Linked DNA regions of Mus musculus: all the other regions are linked to region 3. Evidence: chromatin loops called from intact Hi-C (ENCODE). Cell type or tissue: left cerebral cortex. All regions are shown on one strand.

Evidence for each region. A loop is a pair of places that touch in the nucleus more often than their neighbours do. Peaks named below come from ENCODE experiments on the same cell type or tissue, not always from the same donor. Only the 100,000 strongest peaks of a DNase experiment are listed, where the experiment ranks them.
Region 1: a loop joins it to region 3, with 4 times the contacts of the local background. A loop is called at or near these places in 8 of 42 quality-filtered maps.
Region 2: a loop joins it to region 3, with 4 times the contacts of the local background. A loop is called at or near these places in 19 of 42 quality-filtered maps.

What each region holds. Positions count from the first base shown.
Region 1 is chr13:24,047,074-24,052,073 of GRCm38, reverse strand. All of the region lies in intron 30 of Carmil1 (capping protein regulator and myosin 1 linker 1), which reads left to right. Among named protein-coding and RNA genes, the nearest start is that of Scgn, 58 kb to the right of the region's middle. In left cerebral cortex, a CTCF peak has its summit at 2,452; DNase peaks (open chromatin) are centred at 1,934, 2,219, 2,551, 3,316 and 1 more place; H3K27ac peaks cover 2,270 bases.
Region 2 is chr13:24,024,575-24,029,574 of GRCm38, reverse strand. Carmil1 (capping protein regulator and myosin 1 linker 1) reads left to right here. Exons shown (of 38, transcript NM_026825.3): 35 at 3,640-3,721. Among named protein-coding and RNA genes, the nearest start is that of Scgn, 36 kb to the right of the region's middle. In left cerebral cortex, a CTCF peak has its summit at 1,902 (motif pointing left); a DNase peak (open chromatin) is centred at 1,883.
Region 3 is chr13:24,278,991-24,283,990 of GRCm38, reverse strand. Carmil1 (capping protein regulator and myosin 1 linker 1) reads left to right here and starts at 3,201. Exons shown (of 38, transcript NM_026825.3): 1 at 3,201-3,430. The coding sequence starts at 3,391. In left cerebral cortex, a CTCF peak has its summit at 2,615 (motif pointing right); DNase peaks (open chromatin) are centred at 2,892, 3,410, 3,803, 4,322 and 1 more place; H3K4me3 peaks cover 2,578 bases; H3K27ac peaks cover 1,934 bases.

The sequences.
Region 1 (5,000 bases), 230 kb after region 3:
TTCAGTGCCAAATGCTCATCATATTCCCAGCTCCCATGAGCCAGCTGGTGACAGGCCAGCATCTTTTATCTAAAGGTATGCACTGGAACACAAACTCAGTGGGGAGCTTATTTAATTTACCTCCATTCTGTCCCTTCTCCAAGAGGAACCAACAAGCAGTAGGTATTCTGTAATCTTTGTGAAATCTTAAATAAGCTTAAGCATTACAGATAGCATAGTGGCCACCTTCAGCCACTGTGACCAGCTATCTTTCTCTCCTTCCTCTTCCCATGGGCACCATCACAGTGTGAAGGGACAGTTGTTTTCAATGTTTATGCATACATCTGTTCATGAGCAGCTAGCTCATGGTGTGGACCTTAGAATGGACATAGCTGGCACACCAATGTGTATCTTCCTGAAACTCTTTGGTGAACATTGTTTGCCAATTTCATCATGCCGCTCGTTTTATGTGGTTTTCTATTTTTAGCTGCCATTCCTCCTTGCATCTATAAACCAGTGTTTCCTGTCTGTTTCATTTATTCATTCCCCAACAGTGGGTTTTTTAGATCATTCCAGATATTTCTCAGTGAAAAACAGAACAAAACAAAACAAAACAACTTTTTACTTAATCTTTCCCAACCCTAGTCTTCCCTTTGGAAAGAAAAGGAGGAAATGGTTATATTCACACATAGGGCCATCCACTGAAGCCAGTGAGGCCAGCTTGGTGCAGCATGGCCGGTGGGTGCTGTAGTAAACATTTCATAATCTGTATCTTATTTAATCCTCACAATCGTTTATTTTAAACTGGAAAACCAGCCTGATTCCTCAGATTCCATAACTAAGCCAATGGGAGATCCAGAGCTTGAGCCCATTTCTTGGATGCCTCTTTCTGCTTGCAACTCCTTCCTGACTTAGTGTAGAGATGGTAACATCAGGGCAGCCTAAATGAGTTTCAAAGACATAGAGATATAAGAGTGAGTGTTCTTCACCTTGTCTAGATGTTGAGTTGTTGATTGCTGGGGTTCCCTTCTTCATTCGGACTGTCACTTTAGGAAATGAACCAATGAAAAGACTATTCAGTGTTACTTGTTATCATCATTGAGTGTGTAGCTGGGGCAGAGGACTTGTCTTGATGAATTAACCTTTCAGAAAGGGAAAGCCCAAGATGATCTCTGAGACTCACTCCTTATACCAAGAGCTATAATCCCACTTCTGTGGATGCTCTGGGGGCTTATGTGTTAACACAGGCATGGCAATTGAAGATTTGAAAGTATATTTTTTATTCTTTCTCCTTAGCAAAGATTTTGTGTGTGTGTGTGTGTGTGCTCACTTGATAAGTCATAAAATAAACCATGTTTGAAGAAAAATGCTTAGTGAGTATAAAATTAGAATTCTGAGGGTGAGGCTTTCTCCCAGCCTTGCCAGCGAAAGCCTGTGTGTGTGTGTGTGTGTGTGTGTGTGTGTGTGTGTGTGTGTGTGTGTGTGTGTGTGCGTGCGCCCATGATGGCAGGGGTGGTCATGAGGAATGGCTGTTCCTTTCAGCCTCCCTTTCCTCTGCAGCGATGCACGCTGTTTACACAAGCAGCCTGAGGAGCTCTGTAGTTTCATTTCATTTTATGTTGAGCATAAAATACAGAACTAAGAAAAAGGCAGCCTCAGAGAGGCAGAGCAAGGAGACTTCCACACAGCATGCCTTCTGGAAACCTCAGAAGGATCCTCTGTCACCTCATGCTATTGTCAAACACTTTGATGACTCAAGTACAACTTTTAAAATCAATTAAAAATAATGAGATATGTTAAAAGCTGTCAATGATGACCAATGAATGAAGAGTTAATGGATGTAAAATGGTAATTCCCACCAGAAAATATTTAGCTGCACTTTGACTGGTCGACTGGGTAAGATTCCAGCATCAGATCTGTAAGCAGCTTTGATAACTGAGGGAGTGAGAGAATTACAAGTGTTTATCTCCCGAAAGGCAGCAAGAGCAAAGAGGGATATAAATGGGCTTTTAGGAGACATCCATGTTTATCCAAAGATAGCCAGTCCTCACACTGTTGCAAGGGCACAAGGAGAGACCTGTGCGGGGGTTTTCTAACAACTGTCCAGTAGTCTGCCCACGGAGCGCCCTGGCAGGTGACGATGTCGCTGTGCATTTGGAGGCATACTTAGAAAAAGAGCTCAAATCTGTATGGAAGAACATTGCAGCTCTCAAGCTGTAACTGTGCTATTGCTTATTAGAAGCTAGACTGGATGCTTTGTGCAGTTAACTTGGCACCACTCTCACCCTGTCCCTTTGCTGCAATGGCTTTCTATGTATTTTAGCTTTTTCTACTTTGTTTGTAAATGCTCTCCCTCCCTCCCTTTCCCTTGTGACGCTGTTGCTTTGTCTCTCTTCCATTCATATTTTTTTCCCTTTCCTTTTGCTGCATGGAGACTCTCTGCTGTACAAGTGTAAGTATCCTCCAGTGGCACTGCAATCCCTGGCCCTGCTGGTTGGCATTGTCATGCTCCATTTGCTTCTGCACGGCCTGGCTGTTCTCCCGGGAGATGTTGTCATCCCATCAGCAGATCCTGAATGAAATAGGCAACAATTTAGATACAGGATTGGGGTTGACCAGATGGTTCAGTCTTAAATAAACCAAGGGGTGAATTGAAAATCTCCCCAGCTGGATGCCTGAGAGTAAGGGAACTTGGATGAGGAGGGTGCCACATTTTGGGGGGAGAGAGGCAGTTCTTAAGACTCAAGGGCAAAATGCCCAAGTATTTGTCATTCTTGTCATATCGCTTGTTGCAGGCCCAGAACTATAGAAAATTGGCATTGTGATTCGTTCCTCATGTTGGACTTTCCTGATCTGTTTCTCAACTGGAATTAATTTAGTGGGGGAAGGAAGGTCCTTTTTTTGCCTAGAGGAAGAAGAAAATAATTTTGGGTTTTGAGCTTGAAATTAAAGCATTATAGACTAATTTTTTGTGCAAATTTGGTGCAAAAAAAGTGCTTTTAATAAGGAAACTATCTTATCCTATCTTCATGGTGATTCAAGCAATTTTATTCTCATTTTTAAAAACTAGCATGCTTAGGGATCTCCTGTTAGAAGTGGGTCTGAGAGGGGGAAACGGCTGTGAACCAAGATCTAGCATTACTTTGTAAATTGCGGTTATAGAATTTACAGTGGACAAATCTTTGTTGAGCTGCAAGCAGAATAGTTTTACACTCATTATAAAAATTAGATCCAGTGAGTAAGATTTCCAAGTAACGTTGATAACCGCGCTGCTTTTGGTCTCTTCAGAAACAGCCCTGGAGTGCTGTTCACACTTATAGCACGGGACAGGTTTATTGGCACTTTATGGTGTCAAGATGGGAGAGTCTATATTTAGGGCTTCCTTCTAAAATTGCATTTTAAAATGAAGATTTAACATATTTTTCCTTTTCTTACTCATAAGATGCATTTTTAAAAGTTGGCTGTCTTAGCTTAAAGCTAGCCCTGCTCCTTCTGCTTCGGCTGCCCGTGCCCTTCATCTGATGAGCAGTTTATGATTTCCTTGACTCTGAAAGTTGCTTAGCCATTGACAAGTGCCCAAAGATAGCAGATGAGAACTATCCACTATCTGAAGGAATTAACCCTTTCATTTTGGTACAAAAGGAGAAAAGCACTCAGAGTTCTGAGAGGGGCCACTGCAGTCAGTCCTCCCGGGATACAGTTTATCAGCCTAATGGACAGGAGGAGGAGGAGGAGCAGTGGAAACAAATAAATGGATGGCTAGAGAAGCAAGTGAGACTGGGCAAGTGTGTATTTATGGAAAAAAATTAAGAAAGAAAGCAAGGAAAAGGCCCAGCATGTAAGAGATGAGGTTGAGAGAAAGAGATGAAGCCCCTAGCACTTGGAGAGTCTTTCGTTGTTTTGAGACAGGGTCTTGTCTGTAACCCTGGCTTCAAACTTGCAGCAGTCCTCCTGCTTCAGCCCCTACTCAGCGCTTGGTTGCATTCTTGGCGACAGGTATAGAAACCAGCTGAGCTGCTGTTTCTCCCTTTAGCCAAGAACCACCAGCCCTTTCTAAGTATGGCAAAACTTGAGAACTAACAGAAATAGTAAGATCAACAAAGGACTTTTAAAGAAAATATAATTAGCAATTCTCAGCTCTTAGAAAGGTCATTCGTGTGTGCAGTGGTGGTGGCTTTCCTCTTAATCCCCGTACTCAAGAGGTAGAGGCAGGTGGATCTCTATGAGTTTGAGCCCAGCCTGGTCTACAGAGCTAGTTTTAGGATACACAAAGAAACCCTGTCCCAAAAAAACCAAACCAAACCAAACCAAACGACTCCTCCCACAAAAGTTACACAATGAAGTGTACTAGACAAGAGTTTTCTCCTGACATTTGAACTTTATACCAGGCTTTGAAATATTGGAAAACACAACCCTAATAAGAAAAGTAATTTCATTCTGATCCATGTTAGCCATGGTGACTTTTATGTTTTAATGTGTCTCCAGAATTAGGCTAAGCTAAACGACTTATTATAGACAGGTCACTGTAGAAGTGTGGTCCTGGTTCTTCCTTCCAGCCCTGTGCTCTCAGGAGGAAGACTTGGACTCAGAATAGATTCACTAATACATTGCTCACATAGCTAGGCTCTTCTCTGACTGGATCATAACTTTTTACAACCCATTTACTCTAATCTACATTCTGCCATGTGGCTGCTTACCTATGCTCAAGTACCATCTTGCCACACCTTCTAGGGTGAATCTCCCATGCCTGGTGCTATCCCAGAATTCTTTTTGCCTCTGGAATGTTCCACCTTCTATTCTACCCTTTCCCCATAGGATTTTATAATTGACAGGTGTTGCATCCATACAATACACAAGATATTCTCTTTATAGGTCACCAAGTTTGCAAATGAGTTTCATTTCATAGATATTATCTATCCTTTATCTGTATATGAAATTATGTATAATTTTCATATATGAACCCTTTTCATATATTAAAGCTAGTATATGGATATAAAATGTTACAATTTTGACACAGTTTA
Region 2 (5,000 bases), 250 kb after region 3:
TTTAGGTCTAGTATGGTTTTGTTCATTTCCATCACCTGTTTGTATGTTTTTTCCTCTTTTTCTGTAAGGACTTCTACCTGTTTGATTGTGTTTTCCTGTTTTTCTTTAAGGACTTGTAACTCTTTAGCAGTGTTCTCCTGTATTTCTTTAAGTGATTTATTAAAGTCCTTCTTGATGTCCTCTACCATCATCATGAGATATGCTTTTAAATCTAGGTCTAGGTTCTCAGGTGTGTTGGGGTTCCCTGGACTGGGCGAAGTGGGTGTGCTGGGTTCTGGTGATGGTGAGTGGTCTTGGTTCCTGTTAGTAAGATTCCTCCGTTTACCTTTCGCCATCTGGTAATCTCTGGAGTTAGTAGTTATAGTTGACTCTGTTTAGAGATTGTTCTTCTGGTGATTCTGTTACCGTCTATCAGCAGACCTGGGAGACAGATTCTCTCCTCTGAGTTTCAGTGCTCAGAGCACTCTCTGCTGGCAAGCTCTCTTACAGGGAAGGTGCGCAGATATCTTGTATTTGGACCTCCTCCTGGCCGAAGAAGAAGGCCCAAAACAGGACCTTTCTCAGACACTGTGTTGCTTTGGCAGTTCCCAGGTGGTACAGACTCTCACCTAAGCAGACTAAATTCCTAAGTTCCTTGGAGTCCCGGGACCAAGATGGCGACCGCTGCTGCTGTGGCTTAGGTTGCCTCCCCAGCCGGGCGGGCACCTGTCCTCTGGTCCGGAAGGTGGCCGGCTGTCCCCGGCCCACACAGGGTGCTGCCTCAGCGCCTCTGTGCTTCTGCCTGTTCCAGAAGCTGTCAGGTTCTCTGGCGCACCCTCTCACCTGTTCAGACTAATTTCCTAAGTTCGGCGGGTCCCGGACCAAGATGGCGACCGCTGCTGCTGTGGCTTAGGCCGCCTCCCCAGCCGGGTGGGCACCTGTCCTCTGGTCCGGAAGGTGGCCGGCTGTCCCCGGCCCACGCAGGGTGCTGCCTCAGCGCCTCTGTGCTTCCGCCTGTTCCAGAAGCTGTCAGGTTCTCTGGCGCACCCTCTCACCTGTTCAGACTAATTTCCTAAGTTCGGCGGGTCCCGGACCAAGATGGCGACCGCTGCTGCTGTGGCTTAGGTCGCCTCCCCAGCCGGGCGGGCACCTGTCCTCCGGTCCGGAAGGTGGCCGGCTGTCCCCGGCCCACGCAGGGTGCTGCCTCAGCGCCTCTGTGCTTCCGCCTGTTCCAGAGGCTGTCAGGTTCTCTGGCGCCTCTTCTATAGCTTCTTAAAGGGATGTATCCTTGTAGTGATTATTAAGATAGTGTGCCCAGGTTGTAGGCACTGTCCTGAGCTCTAGGAAAGGTTCCCCAGAGAAAGGGAAACTGTACATCTGTTGTGCTCAGGGCATTGAAAGGAAATGGTTCTCCCCAGTGGGCCTTGGCTTGGAGGAAGTAAAAGGTGGCCTACACAGCAGACAGGGCTCTCGTATTATCTCTTCACATCTGCTGTTTATTAAACTCTGCATCCCATAAGCTTTGCAGCTGTTCTCCATAGTTCTACCCAACAATTTCCCAGCTACAGCTACCTCCCTTACTCTGCCCCTCAGACCCTTGCTATAGCCCAAAGTTGGGAGAGCCTGCATAACTGTCTTCTGCCGGTGCCTATTGACCTTCACTATGCAGGGTGCTGAAAAATACTTCAGATGCCAGATGCCTAAATACTTTATAAATTTATAGCAGCAAATGCTGTATTTTCCTAATGAAGTATTTATCACTGTGTCCTGTGATGAACAGCTAATTGGTGAAAAGTCAGGAATTCTAGAGTGGTTTCCCATGTATTAGGGACTGATACACGAATTGGCTCAGAGTAACAGAATCCTTCTGGTTTTGTAGTTACATTTGTGGTCCAGGTTTATGTCAATGTTCTCATAGTGCCACCTAGTGTTCCTTTAAACAGGATTTGTTTAAAAAGTCATGGTTATTCAATCAGAATAATCAAAGCCTTTCAAAATTCAGTGTTAGAATGCTTCCTGAAAGCATTGAGTTATATATTTAAAAACCCTCTGAGTTATTTATAAAGGTAATAACACGAGCATCAGTGGTTGAGATACAGTTGGCTCTGCCATTTTAAGAGGAGAAATGGGAAGCCCCACATAGATAGGACTCCATGGCTTGTCACACTCTGCCCTGCAAACACCTGCACAGAGGACTGGTATGGGGTCCTCTTTTCTCAGGGTCACTGTTTCATAGTGATGCTTTTTGTCACAGTGGTACTGTGATCTGCTCAGAACCGGGGGCTGAGAGATCATTGCACCCCTCTGCTACCTCCTAGCAATGAACAGCATGAAAACCCATGTGTCATGGGGAATTAATCTCCTACACTATGGACACTATATTGAATGTAGGAGTGGGTGGCAGACTCTTGCTTTTTAAGGAATGGTCATCAGCCTGCAGGTCAGAGGACCTACCTACCACTTTACCTGCTCACCTCATTTCTGTATTTTAATTTTTTTTTTAATTGAGACTGAATCTCACACTGTAGCTCAGGCTGACTCCCACCTCACTGTGTAGCCCAGGTTGGCCTTGAACTTGGCTTCAAGGTTCCTGTTTTAGCCTTCCCACTGGTGAAACTCTAGGCAGGAACCAGCACACCACGTTTTGGGTTGCTGCATGAGAGATTGCGCAGGTCATCCTCATCTATAGAATTTTTGGATGTTATGCAAATGCTGGACTTTTGGTTCCACCTCTTGTATTTCAGGCTCTTGCTCTAACATGGCCTTCTGCACTATGAGGGAGAAAGCTGCATTTTCTTGTCCAGTTTCAGCTCCTACCCTAAGTCCCTCCTAGGCCATCACAAACTCCTCTCCCCAGCAGGCCCTAAAAATCCCACTGGGAGCTGAGGGTGTAGCTAGGTGTTGTGTAAGGGCCTGGGTTTCATTCCTAGCACTAGAGCCCTGTTGTCTGCATTTTTCTCCTGATGGCAAGTCTATGTCCTATGGTTCTGTATCAATGGCAAGAGTGACCTAGCATACTGGAAGGCCCTTAAGCCTGCATGGTACACCAAGGATGGACAAGCTTTGATTGCTTTTAAATCTTATGTATTTCATGTGTGTATGTTTGTATGTGGTGTGTATGTGCCACAGTGCATGTGGAGAAGTTAGAGGCAAACTTGCAGGAGTCAGTCTTCCCACCACCTTAACATGGGTCTTTAGCTCGGCAGAAAATGCCTTTACCTGCTGAGCTGTCTCTCTGACATCTCTGTTGCTTTTGAAAGGAGATTTTCTAGAAGCTTATGACTAAAACCCCAGCATTTGAGAAGCTAAGATAGAAGGATCATGAGTTGGAGACCAGCCTGGACTACATATAGTGAACTCTAGAGTAGCCTAGGCTACAAAGTGCAATCCAATCTCAAAACAATACAAAAGCAAGCACAAACATACAAAAAAAGTAGATTTCTTAGACGGCAAACCTGGAATCCTTTACCTTTCTAGAGTGTGACCCCTCATGTGGATCTTGTGGGTGCTGCAAGCCTTCGTGGTCTTCAATGATAGTTCCTTCCGTAGTGACTGAGTGCAGGAGCCATTATCTGTCATTATTCATTATCTGCTATATTGTTTCTTTTCCTTTATATTTCAAATGTACTCTTGGGGGGGGGGGGTATCTTGAATTTTTAGAAGCTCGGCAATGATGTCATCTCCCAGGATCCTTCCAGCCCAGTCTCGTGCAACACAGAGCGTTTAGAAGGAGGGGCGACAGGTAAGTGGAGGTACTGATGCACCCTGAGGAAAACCATTCACCTTCTGAGTTGGGGACTCACCTGTAACTGGAAGAATACAAATGGAAAAGCGTTCTCCCCCCCAACCTAAAACACTGGTCCCTTCCCATCCCAGCTCCTCCCAACTCCTCCCGAGGTTTAGTTACTCCTGTCTCTGTAGCCATCATTTTAGTGAACTTTTTTTTTTTTCTGATTTCTCAGATGTAGGAAATTCAGGTTAACTAACACACACACACACACACACACACACACACACACACACACACACACACACATCCCTACCTTTTCTTTTTGACAAATTCCTAAATTGTGGGCATTCTGGGTATGATGTTTTGAACAGTAAGCTATGAAGTATCAAAGGAGGGCAGTTTTTTCTTTGATTGATTGATAATTGATTGATTGATTGATTGATTGATTGCCGGGAGGAAGTACTCTTCTCCTGTAACTCAGGTGTGAATAGAATCCCCCAGGCTTTGTTTCCTGAGGTTTTAGGTGTAATAGAGAAGCTTCATTGGAAGGAAACTAGGGGTGATTTGTAAGTCCTCTTAGAATGCTCACCAGTTTTGCCAGCTGCATGTTAACTGAAGACAGCATCATTCGTATCAATAGGGACAGATGGGATGACATTGCAGGAACTGCTTTCTCCATTATGCCTGCGATCAGGGCATAGCCCTCAGCACAGCCTTCTTCCTTCAACTTGTAGCCAGATCCCTAACGGGTTGATCACTGCCCAGAACCGAGGCATTTCCTGTTGGTGTGCCTGTCCCACCTGTCAGATCTCAGAAAGACCCAAAAGGCTTCAAACTTCTGAAGAAATTATTTTTACTTGCAAATGTCACTTTTAAAAAAATGACATCTTACTGCAAGCATCTCTCAGCTCTTGTCTTCTAGAAGGAAAGAATTCAGTGGAGAGACACCAACTATTACAGCCGTTTATTTAGCAAAGCAAGCACTTCACAGAGAAATTGAAGTGGGTGGTCCCAGAGTGGGCAGTAAGCCAAGCAGACTCCACAAACAGGAAGGAGGACTTAGTCCATTTGTAAGAGTCCTTTCCCCCCCAGCTCTGGTCTCTGGACCAGCGAGACCCTTTTGAGATGTGCTATCAAGTCATCATGTTTCCGTGAAGAAAATCAGCCTTTCACTAGCGTTTGACTCTAAAAACCCACTGTTATGGATGCTTTTGTTCTGAAGATCTATGATGAAAGATGGTAACCATAGTCTATCCAGAGCTGTATTCAAATGATTGGTTTCTGTGACTCT
Region 3 (5,000 bases):
AGGGTGGGGGAGTGACTTATCAGTTAGGAACACTAGATAGATACTCTTATATAGTACTATAGTTCATAGACTACATCTACATGAAGGCTTACAACCCTCCAGAAATCCAGCACCAGCGGCTGGGTGTCTTACACCTTCTTGTGGCCTCTTCAGGCATTGCATACAACTGGTGCACTAACACACACACACACACACACACACACACACACACAGACACACACACAGAGACACACACACATACACAGAAAATAAAGCTTAAAAAGAAATCTTAAAAAAATTATTAAACACAAAAATTGAGTGCTGGAATGCAGGGTTGGCACTCAACCTTCCAGTCCCCTTGTACCTCTCAGGCCAAAGAGACAACGATCTTTGTTCTTATATTCACAAGTTCCCTACTGTGTGGAGCCTTCAGGGCTATTTTTGAAACTTCACTAGTATGTCCCTGAAAAGAGCCTGTTAAGCCACAGGTATTTGAAAGGCTGTTTGGAGTGGTAATTTCCACCTTCTTCAGGTAGGATATATTGAGGGAATATGTAATTTAAACAAATTGCCAATGTTATTAACTGAGTTAAAGGTCTGAGGTAGAAAGCTCACGCTCACTGGTGTTTATTGGACATCTGCCTTATCCAGGTCATTGAGGCAGAGGCTCCTCCGGCAGTGTGCAAGAGGCCCTGGGTTCAATCTCCAACAGCACACAGATGTTTTCTACATTTCCTGCCTTCAAAGTGCCTACTGTTTAGTTAGGAAACCACCAACTCTCCCTTCCCCTACCCCAATCCAGGATTCAAGGGTTAAATGGTAAAACTGGACAAAGACACAAGAATAAAGGGAGGCCCTCGTATGTTTGAGCTTTTAAGTGTGTTGTGTTTCAGTCTTAGGAATCTCAGAGATCTGAAAAGCCCTGAAGAAATTTTATGAAGAAGGTACACAAATGATAGGTTTGTAAACAGTAAGAAGCAGATACCTGAAGAGAGTCTTGGAGAGAGTAGAGTCTGGGGGACTGGGAGAAGGCTCAACTGGTAAAGGCCGTTGTCAGAAAGCCGAGTTTGATCTCTGGGATGAACCCACAGAGGGATCAAACTGAATCCACAAGTTGTCCTGTGACCCCCACAAACCCCCAACTGGCCCATTATGTGCACATACAGTAATAGTACATTTAAAAGAATGGAGTCTCGCTGTCTGATTCAGGGATGGAGTGGGGTGAACCAGGTGGGAAGGGGAAGCCATCATCAGATTATCTGCTGTAGAAGGTATGGTTCCAGCACTACAAGCACCGTTTTCATTAGAATACTTGTAAGAAATCTCTTGACTGTTGAAGGAAGGGATGGGGGAGCCAATAGTACCTTACGTGAGATTCCAGCTGCTCTCTTCTACACTCGGAGCCAGTGGTATGTGATTTGGCCCTAACTGCCTGTGGCTGTGTATATAAAATGTGGACTCCCAGTTAAAAGTGGGGCTCCATTTGTAGAGCTGTGAGGAAATCTTCATCCATGTAAGGGTACATGACTGCTTTAGGGTCACCCACACTCCAGTAAGTAACCCCTCACCCGTGTTCTGTGTAAGTCCAGTAACCACATTGGTTCTCCAAGATGGACTTTGATGAAACGGAACTCTGTGGTTGGAGCCCTGCAAGGAGGGTGTCTGTTTACAGTCTTCCCAAGGAAAGAGCTCAACCAGCAGTACTCTAGAGGAAACTAAACATTGTTCTTAGAAAAGCAAGGTCCATAGCAGTCTTCAAAACCAGACTACCAACTCAGCCTAATAGCACATGCCAGGATCCTGGCACCTGGAGGCCGAGGCAGGAGAACTGTGGCCTAGCCTACCAGTGAGACACTTAAAAAAAAAAAAAAAAAAAAAAGGAAAAAAAAAATCAAACCACCAATAGTAGACTTAACAGTCAGATGTTTCCCTGTGACACCGGCACTCTGAAAGGCAGAGGGAGACAGATCTTTGCTTTGTAGACATGACAAGCTTGGTCTAGTTAGCAAGTTCCAGGCCAACCTGGGTTACATATTGAGACCCTGTCTCAAAAACTAACCCACCCACCCATCCACCAACCAATACAACTACAATAACAGAACCTAAGCTGCCAGAGGCCAGTGTTTCCCCCTCTTTTCCCCTCTCCCTCTTTTCAACCCTTTAAAGCAGGAACCTGATTGGTCAGTCAGGGACATTCTCTTTGGGTGATGGAAGTGCACATAAGTACTCCAGAACCTGAGATCTTTCCTCTGGGAAGGTTGGATGGGTTGGGTAAAATTGAATCAGATTTAGCAGCAGGAATATTCCAGCTTTTGGCAACCATGTCTGGTCCTCCGATTTGCCCCAAGCTTAAGGAGACTGGGTCGCCATTAAAAGGCATTTTCCAAAGGGGCCCCTGTCTTGCCATCTTACGGTTGTCTATTGATTGCATGTAGCTCTTAATCAACATAGATGGGGAATTAACAATGAGGGTGCGAAGACACAAGGCTCAGCGGGGCCCGAGATCCAGAAGTGCACGAAAGGATCTCAGAAAGCACTAGCTTCCGCGCTGGGGGCTCTGCAGCTCTGAGCCTCAGGGTCCATTGGCCTGCCTGGATTTGGGGGATAAACCCTCGCGCAGCCCGGGCCCTCCACGCTGGCAGCCAGCAGATGGCTCTCGGGCTCTCTCAACTGCACGGTCTATCCCTCTCCAGACGCAAGCGTCTGCTGCACCGAAGCGAGGCTGCGAGGAGGGGCGCCGAGCCCGGCGCCGCCGCAGCAGTCAAGGCAGCAGCCACCGCAGCCAAGCACCGCGTCGGTCCCCGGGCTGTGCCCCGCGCCGGGCACCGTGCGCCCAGGCCCGGAGGCCGGCCGGGGACCCGTGCGGAGGCCGCTCTCGCGAGGCGGGGAGGAGACGCAGGGGGACCAGGAGGAGGAGCAGGAGAGGGTGAAGGAGAGGAGGAGGAGCGGGAGAAGGGGAAGGAGGAGAGCAGAGCCGGCCCGCCCCTGCCCAGCCCAGCCCGCAGGAGGCCGAGACCAGCCAGGCGGCCCAACCCTCGCCTTCCGCTTCACCTACGCCCAAGGTGCGGCGCAGAGGCCGGGCTGCGCGGCGCCCGCCCGGGAAGAAGCCGGTGTTGCAGCCGCCTTGCGTTCGGCCCCTGAAGCAGCGAGCCGAGAGGGAGGCATGTAGCGACGGCCGCAGAGCCAGCTCGGATTTTCAACTCTTAGGATTTTTTTTTTTTTTTTTTTTTTTTTTTTTTGGTACTGCGGGCGCGCGGCAACCTTGGATCAACGCCCCGCTGCTCCGGCCGGCCCACTCTTTCCTTGCAAGCTGCGGCTTCCTCGCGGAAACATTAAAGGGTCTGAAGAAGGGCGCGGGGCCGAGAGTCAGAGAGTGGGACCCGGGATCTCCCCGCGCCCAGTGGGGCAACCATGACCGACGAGAGCTCCGATGTCCCCCGGGAGTTAATGGGTAAGCTTGGCGCGGGGGCCGACTGGCCATCTTTCTCTGCGCACACCTCCTTTCCGCCTCCCTTCCCATCTCCGTCCTCTCGCAGTCTCCGCGCTCTCCTGCGCAAGTGGCGTGGGGCAGGGTCGCCGGGGGAGGGGGCGGGGTGGGGGGAGAGGCTAGAAGTTTGCTGGCCCGATGGCCGCAGGAACTGGGTGCAGAGAGAGAAGAAGGAGTGGAGAGGAATCTGGAGCCCTGGGGGACTCCACGCAGATCTCCCTGCTCAGCCCCACCAGGTGAGTCAGGTTGGCGGAAGATGGAGCTGGAGGGGCGTCCCTTCCAGTGGCCAACTCCCTGGTCCCAAACTCTGGAAAGTCTGGTAAAGCCTAGCAAGGAGGATGCCTGGCGACTGTAGGTTCCCTCGGGCTCATGTCAGGCACCCTCCAGGAAATTCCCGTTTGGGGCTGCCCCTCTTACTGACGGCCTCAGGGATGGAGGCGCCCGTCCAGCGTCAGGACCCAGCCTGACAAGGCGTGGCTTTGAGGATTGAGTTGGAAGCTAGAGGGTTACCCGGCCGATGCCTTCTCAGTCCAGGAAATGGAGGGTTAATGATAAACGCCTCATTTTAATAATGATTAACCTGCCGACCACCTTCAGTCTCTTTGGGAACACGTGTGTTACCCTGTGCCAGGTGACTGGTTTGCTTGAGGCCCTTATTGGGGGAGGGGGTGTCTTCTTTTGGAGCAGAGGGCAGAGAGAGCATTGCTTGGAATTTAAGTCCTGGAGCTTAGCTTTATCTGGAAAGGTTAAATGGCAGAAGACAAATGGGCTAGGAGCGCTGGAAACCAGCGCTTATGCTCGTGTGGAGTGCGTTGACTTGCACTAAGGTGAATATGACTTTATGGACGTACTTTGAGCTCCAGTGACTGGTATTCCCTGAGGAATACTGGGCACACACTTGATGTTCCCTGGATTCCCTGGGCGCTGACAAGGAGGGAACGTTCTCACCGATTCACCATAGTCTGGAATTTGCCCCTCTGCTGTCCACCCAGCATTGATACTTGAGAGGGCATGGTGTGCCCCCGCAAAGCTGCTCACTCTGCAGGTAAAACTTGGCGGGAAGAAGCTGTTGCCCGTTTTGTATGGAACTCTGCCTTTGTTGAACTGAAAACATGCCAACACACACACACACACACACACACACACACACGAAGTAAGGTATTTGTGCACACCCCCTACTTTGTCTCCTCAATTTCGAGACTCTTTCTGAGACATTATCGAGTGGCCCATCCGGTTCTGGGTGTTTCCAACACCCTGCCTGAACACGAAACTAACGCTGGAGGCTCCAAAGATGCCTCCAAGGGTGGCAGATTTCTAGAAAATCATGTAGCATTGTCCTGGGACCTGAAGTTTAGGTGATTTGGACTCCAGATAAAGTGTAAACGGTGAAATAAAAAGATGCTGCTGTTTATCAGCGGTTCTCAGTACTTAAGTATGTTTAAAAGGTGAATTTGACCCCTCTTTTGAAAGGAACTTTTGTGTTGAGTCAGTATTGTATATTGGTGATTTTGGAAGGATGGTGGCTCGAAGGACC